Regions from separate parts of the Homo sapiens genome. Here region 2 is linked to region 1. A link is a contact called in ENCODE Hi-C or POLR2A ChIA-PET data. All regions are on one chromosome and are shown on one strand. Each heading gives the region's core, a stretch centred on a gene start or an enhancer-like site at or near the end of the contact. The rest is flanking DNA. Distances are from core to core; before and after follow the strand shown.

What was found. Hi-C counts contacts between places; a loop is a spot of excess contacts on that map. ChIA-PET counts read pairs that join two places held with the same protein, here RNA polymerase II (POLR2A). Pooled maps may share reads with other maps.
Region 2: a map with no recorded cell type shows a loop between it and region 1 (7-fold over the local background). The contact joins the promoter of VLDLR here to the enhancer-like site in region 1. A Hi-C loop is called at or near these places in 1 of 37 single-sample maps with no recorded cell type and 5 of 50 pooled maps. POLR2A ChIA-PET finds 5 or more read pairs at or near these places in 1 of 52 experiments (activated CD4-positive, alpha-beta T cell).

What each region holds. Positions count from the first base shown.
Region 1 is chr9:2,052,483-2,055,857 of GRCh38, reverse strand. SMARCA2 (SWI/SNF related BAF chromatin remodeling complex subunit ATPase 2) reads right to left here. Exons shown (of 34, transcript NM_003070.5): 6 at 1,135-1,261. Among named protein-coding and RNA genes, the nearest start is that of SMARCA2, 39 kb to the right of the region's middle. Within about 2 kb of position 1,782, at least 13 of the 41 ENCODE cell types and tissues checked have a DNase peak (open chromatin) inside an H3K27ac peak, as active enhancers do.
Region 2 is chr9:2,620,170-2,623,544 of GRCh38, reverse strand. It overlaps VLDLR (very low density lipoprotein receptor), which reads right to left and starts at 1,758. Exons shown (of 19, transcript NM_003383.5): 1 at 1,274-1,758. The coding sequence starts at 1,355. It overlaps VLDLR-AS1 (VLDLR antisense RNA 1), which reads left to right and starts at 1,172. Exons shown (of 4, transcript NR_015375.2): 1 at 1,172-1,445. RefSeq lists silencers at 624-713, 724-813, 1,084-1,353, 1,964-2,043 and an enhancer at 1,922-2,216.

The sequences.
Region 1 (3,375 bases), core at 533-3,032:
GGAAAATATACTTGGTTAATATTCATTTAGTAAGATTTTATCCAGCACTTTATTAATTCATCTTATGAGGTCACCAATAAGAAAGAAGTAAACAGAACTCAGAGAATTTTCCCTTTTCTTTTTAAAATTTAAGCTGAAATCTACTCTCACAAACCAAGAGCCAAGTAGCACCTACCCACCACTAATGTCCATCTGTGAGATTATAGCCGGTAAGGCAAATATACACCCAAATTCCTACCACAATAGCAACTGGAGTGGCCTGTGATTTTAGTCACATCCTCCAACAAACCAAGTCAATACTTCCAAACTACTTTGACTCATTAATTATTCATTTCGCATGTTCCAGACTTTAACAAAACAAACCCATCTGACTAACAATGAAACGTTCCTTATCCCCTTTGGGTTAGTGAGGCAATCTGCGGACTAGCAAACTTGAACCTTTTCAGTCCACAAGGCAAAACTCGCCAAAGTGAAAATTAGCTCTAACTCATTCCACTTGTCTCTTACTAATTTAGAAATCAGAAAATAGGTCATTATACTGGCTTTTAATAACTGCTGTAAACTACAAGAGCAGATAATTTACTGATTAGTCAATACATGAGCCTGATGTGATCAAACACTCCAAACTTAGACATCGGTGAATAAATAAGCTATAAGACATTGCTTTATGTATTTCTATAAATGATGAACCACTAATTCAGTAGCGTGGCTACCATATTTGTTAAAATTATTTTCACAGTCGTGGCAAGCACTTTACATCTGTGCTTACAAAGAAGCTCCAATCCACTACCTTCTGGTTTTTCCTTGGAGTCATAAAAGCAAACATGAGCTACCCCACTTGTTCCCAAGGTTTTTCATCCATGGTAACAAAACGCCATAACTCTGACTTTGTAACCCATAGTACAGGAGGAAAAACTCTTTCCCATATACAGAAGAGAAAACCAGAATAATAAGCAGTTCATCTTCATCATTTTTAGTTGTAAGCTGTTGGTCTAAAAGATTCACTATTTTACTATATTTATATCTTTATATCTTTGTAACAATATTGAATAGACTAAAGGCAACACAGATAACACTTTAGGAACAATTACATTTATTTCCTACATCTCAGATTCACTGGGGAAAATGTATTACCTGACGCTGGAAATTGAGTAACCGAAGTGCTTTTAGTTCCACGGTTGCTTTGGTTCTTAAATCTGGTGGCAAAGAGCCAGGCAGATTTTCCAGTTCTTGTATCCTATGAGCTATGCGGGCCTGAAGTCTAAAGGAAACAATAAAATGGGGAAAAGGGGGCAGGGGAAAAACACATTACAATTTAATCTTAAATGATAAACAATGACATTAGGTTTAAGTCCGGGGCAAAACATATTCCAGATACTGATAGTTGATCTCTAACACCCAACTAGAATTTTTGATGTTAAGCAGAGAAAAGCTACCTTTGCATTAATGCAGACAGGTATATGTTACTTAACAATGTGGCTTCCTCCATAACCTCTATCTAACACTAGGGAAAGAAGGTTCACCCTGCATCTAGTGGGGAAGTCAAATGTCCTTGCTCACTCTTAGCAGAGAGAGAATATAAGAGACAGAACCAATTGACAAGCTTTCTAACTCCCAGCCAGACAGAATGCAGAGCTGAGAGCACAGACTTTTTTCTTCCGAACTTCTAGTTCTGTCCTAAGGCAACCAGACCATTTGTCTTCTTTGCCAAGATGCTGATGACGACAGCCATTAAAGCGCAGTGAGCAAGAACAGTTTTAGGTGCTGATGCCACAGAAATCAGCCAACCCTAAACATTCAGAAAGCGCTCTGCCAGCCACAACCACTTCCTCTGTGAGCAGAGCTTGCTTGAGAAAAGAAAATACAAATGAGGCTGTTTTAAAAAAATCAGGGCCAGCAGTAAATAGTACTCAAAAACCAAGAGTTTCTAGAAAAGGATGTTGAGGATTCTCGTTTTACACACCATCAAAAATATAACTGCATGTACTTCTTCATAATAAAGGCAGAGTAGAAAATAAAAGACCTCTGACTTTAGCCATTCACTTGGGATACTATTACTGTTAGATATATAAACTGCTGGTTTTAGAGTTCACCTGAATCCTATTCTGACAAAATAATTATATGCCATTTAAGACTATTTTTAGAACTACATCCCCTAAATCTGAGGCAAACTGTACTGAACTAGATTTCAACAAAGAAAGAATAATAATAAGTAATAAGTTAAAGTAGGCTAATATTAACAGCACTAAGTGCCTTTAATGTACAATGTTATTTAATTGTCTCTCTCTTACACACACAGACACGCCTCTGTAAGGTAAAAGTTATAATGGTCCCATTTTGCTGATGAGGAAAACTGAAGACACCTGGAGATACCACAGAGCTAGTAAAGAAGGGGGCCAAGATTGGAACCTCAATTTGCCTGATACCAAAACCACTGCAATAAAATGATAGATAATTAAGATACACTTTCCGAGAACCTTCCTGGACCTCAACTATAAAAGCTGAAAATTAAGAATTCTGTTAAAAATTATGCACAGCCATAAAAAAGAACCAAATCATGTCCTTTGCAGCAACATGGATGCAGCTGGAGGCCATTATCCTAAGCAAATTAATGCCGGAACAGAAAACCAAATACCGCATGTTCTCACTTTTAAGTGGCAGCTAAACACTGGGTATTCATGGACATAAAGATGGCAACAATACACACTGGGGACTACTAGACGGGGGAGGGAGGGAGCGCAGGAAGGGATGAAAAACTTTTAGGTACTATGCTCATTAGCTGAATGATGGGATCAACTGCACCCCAAACCTCAGCATCATGCAACATACCCATGTTAAGAAACCTATTCATGAATCCCCTCAATCTAAAATAAAAGTCGAAATTGTCTTAAAAAATGAATATTACAGTTTTTTCCAAACATGATGATGTTGCCAGAGTACAGAGCTGGGAGGACAGACTTTTTTCTTTCTAACTTCTGGTTCTGTCCTAAGGCAACCAGACCATTTGTCTTCCTTGCCAAGATGCTGATGACGACAGCCATCATTTTCATTAACGTGAAAAAGTGAAACCTCCTGGACCTAAATGCTGTAGAAGATCTAATACTTCATATAGCCCAAATATCAAAATGAGTGATTTTTTAAAAAACCTACAGTTGCTTAGTTTGGAAGGGAAATAAAATGTCATCATTTTTAAAAATTTAAAAATGGTGGTAAGGAAAACTATTTTTCAGGGACTTCACTAAAAATAGTATCTAAGACTGATTCTTGTTTTATTTGCTATACGCACGTTATTCGTTCTAATTTATTAAATGATTTGTCATCATAATGTGTTAATATTATCACTGCTACCGTGCTGTCGTTATTGTTTTTTCTTTG
Region 2 (3,375 bases), core at 509-3,008, 570 kb before region 1:
GCCCGACAGGCTCCTTGACCACATGCTTTAAAGTTCGCTCTCACTTCAGGAGCACGTGACTGCAGGCCGGCAGGGCCCCTGAAGCCACCCGGCGACGGGAGCCAGGGACTCTGGAACGGGTGTTAAGGGCCTGGGCGGCTTTCAGTCCCAATTCCCTGCAGCTGGCAAGCAAGCCCCTCGGCGTCACATCTGAAGATCACTTCGGGGACGCGCTAGGATTCCGACTGAGTCCTCTCAGAAAGGCTTCCTGTCGCCTGTCCAGGAAAGTTACGAGGCCCCAAGTGGGAACGTGGCTGACGACCAGGCGGGGCCCCCAGGCCCCCGCGGCAGAGTCTGGGGACCCGACAGTAGTCACCGCCGCCCTTCCCAACAAGACAGGGCCACACGCTCGCTCTCGCGCTGCTCCTTTGAGCTATTGTGTAGAATGAAGGCTAATTACAGTCACTAGCCTAGGACTCAATTCCTCTCGAGGAAACGTCACCGGGAAGGAGGGTCAGCAAACTAACCTGATTAAGTCTCCCCTCCACTCCCCCTCCGCGTTCAGCTACACGGGAGACCCGAGCGGTTTCCAAACGCCGCCCGAGGCGGGGAAAAGGGAGAGGAGAAGCGCCCAGAGCAGAGTCCTGCGTAAAGCCCCGCCGCTCCCCTACCCCGCACGCCGGAGAGGCGGCCCCGCGCCGGGGGAGTCGCAGTCCGGGTGCCCTCGGCTCCGCGGAGCCTCCCGGCCGCCGCCCACCGAACGTGCGCCAGCTCGCGGCCGCCGGAAGACTCTGAAGCCCGGCCGGCCCCTGGCGCTCCGCGTCCCCGGAGGCGCTCACCTTCTCCCCCCGTCCGCTCCCGCACTCCCCGGGGTTCGAGGGTGCGCCCGAGGCTGCCGCACACGTCTTGGCCCTCTGCCTCCTTCCCAACACTGCGCCTGGCAGAGGAGGCAGAACCATTGTTCAATGCTCAGAAGCCCACGCACCTCGGCGCCCGTCAAGAGGGCGAGAAACGAGGCGAAGCAGCGGCTCTGGGGGAGGCGGAGTGAGGGGCAGAAGACTAGTTCAGGCGAGGCGTCGGGGCACCCCGAACCCCGCTGTTCCCCAAGCCCGGCTCCCTTTAGCCTCGGCGCTGACAGCTCAGAGGCGCCACCACGGAGGGGAGGGAGGGAAGGCGAGGAGAACCGAGAGGCGCCTCCTAGGAGGCGGGTGGGCAAACGGAGACCTACGCCTCGGGGTCTCCCGGTGCCCCGGCTGGGTCCCGCCCGCCGGCGGAGGGGCGCGTCCTCACTCACCGGTTCCGGTGGCGCCGCTCTCCCGGGGCGCCCAGCACAGCGCGAGCAGCAGCCAGAGCGCCCAGAGCGCGGACGTGCCCATGGTGCCCGCCTGGATGGTGCCGCCGCCGCCGCCGCCGCCGCCGTTCGCTCCGCACGACAAGTTACCAGTCCTTCCGAAAGGAGGAAGAAGGTGGGGGCGGGGAGGGGAAAGGGGGAGAAGGAGGGGAAGGAGTTGGCGGGGGAAGGGAGCGGGGAAGAAGAGGGCACCCCCTCCCCTACAACTTGCACAGTCTCCTCCCCACCCACCCAGCCACCTCCCCGGGCTGCAGCAGCAGTGCAAGCCGAGCCTGCGGGCAGAAAATAATGCAGGCGCTGCAGAGGAGGGGAGGCAAGGGGAGAGGAGGGAAGGGAGAGGGGGTGGGGAGCCGAGAGCAGAAGAGAGCACAGAACGGAGAGGAGCCGGTAGCGGAGCACCCGCACCGGCGGCGGCCGGAGAGCGGGGTGAGCAGCGGGGAGGGGGCCGGAGGGGGCGTGGTCAACGGGAGGCGCGGCGGGCGGGCGGGAGCGCGGCGGCTTCGGCCCTCCTTTCCCTCGACGCGCTCCTCTTGCACGCGCCGGGCAGCCGGGTGCCCGCGCGGGGAGCGTGCGAGTGTGAGCGTGCGTGAGTGACCGCGGTCGTGGTCGTGGCTGCCGCCGCCGCCACCCGGACCGCTCTAGGGGCCCGGCTGCTCCGCGCGTTCGCCTGGGGCTCACGGGGGCCCGGGGCGACCGCTGGTTGGCTCGCGCGCCGCCCTCGCCTCCAATCCCGGGTGCCTGTCCTAATTTCCTGATCCAGGGAACCTGCCGCCGCAGCGGCTGTGCGCTCCCTACAGTCATTACTGTACCCTCCCGGCAGCCTCCGGCAGAACACGCAGCAGCAGCAGCAGTTAGCGCTGATGCAACTATCGTTGCTGTTGCCACCGCCTCCCCACTGACGGGGCGTGCACCTGGGGGGTACTTGCAGTTTCCAGGGGCAACAAGCATCTCTCTACCACCCTCTCCTGCGCCCCTGAGAGAGGCTGGTAGGTAGCATCTTCTTCGGGCCTCCTCTATCCACTCAGAAAGTGATGAAGCGGAGGGGCTCCAAACGTTTGGGCTGCTCAAAAGTGGGGTTTGGGATGCCGGTCTCAATCGCACGCTGAGATGCCGTTTTGCCGAAAACTAAATGTGTCTTTAAGTGAGAGAGTGTGTATGTTTGAAAGAGAGTGCGCGCGGTTGTGGCTGGTCCTCTGTAATAGAACAAGACTGAAATAACCCAGCCTGGGATGAGGAGAAGGGAAATTGCTAGCGCAGCTTTGCATTTGCTCATCAACGATTATAGTTAATTGCTAATTGCACAAAATGATAGTTTGAGGGCCTGTAATTAAAAGCTTAACCTTTTCTTGTTTGGAAGAGAGGGGCCCCATACGTTTATTCCTCTTGATATACTTTGTAACATTCAATTACAAGAATCGAGGAAAGAATAAAGGAAGCAAAGACAAGACTCCTAGAAAGGGTTGGTTCTTCTTTTGTGCCTGACAGTACCTGAGTCTATAATTTGCTTTTTGTGTACTTCAGTTTTCTTGCACACTTAGCCCTGGTTGAGGTGCATTGTCTGCTGTGGTCTGTTGAGCATCTAACCAGAGTGGGAGGGCACATCGAGCGATTTCACTTTCTTAAATAAAAGGTTTTTGGTATTTTGAAAAAGTTGTTTTTATCTTAATTCAAACTTGGAAGGTTTCAATAATATCATATTCTGACTCTATTCTGTTGGTGATCTGAAGAGCAGCGGGCACTGCCTCACTGTCTTCTCCTTGCCCTGGTTCTCCTGGAAATTTGTCAAGGCTAGCAATCAGAGGAGATGTTTATTAGGAACTTACTATATCCAGGAGACACACAGGAGAGGAAAATTCCAGTCAGGATAGGTTTCTGTGGGCCAAAGATATCCTGATTGTGACTGCTAAGCATGAAAGGGCTTAACTCTACGTATGGATGGTATCTTGCACTATAGCTCATTTTGAATGCTATTTTGCCCACCCTGTGGTTACATAGTTGATACAAACTGCAGCAGCCACACAGGTTGCATGTGAAACAACTGAAAT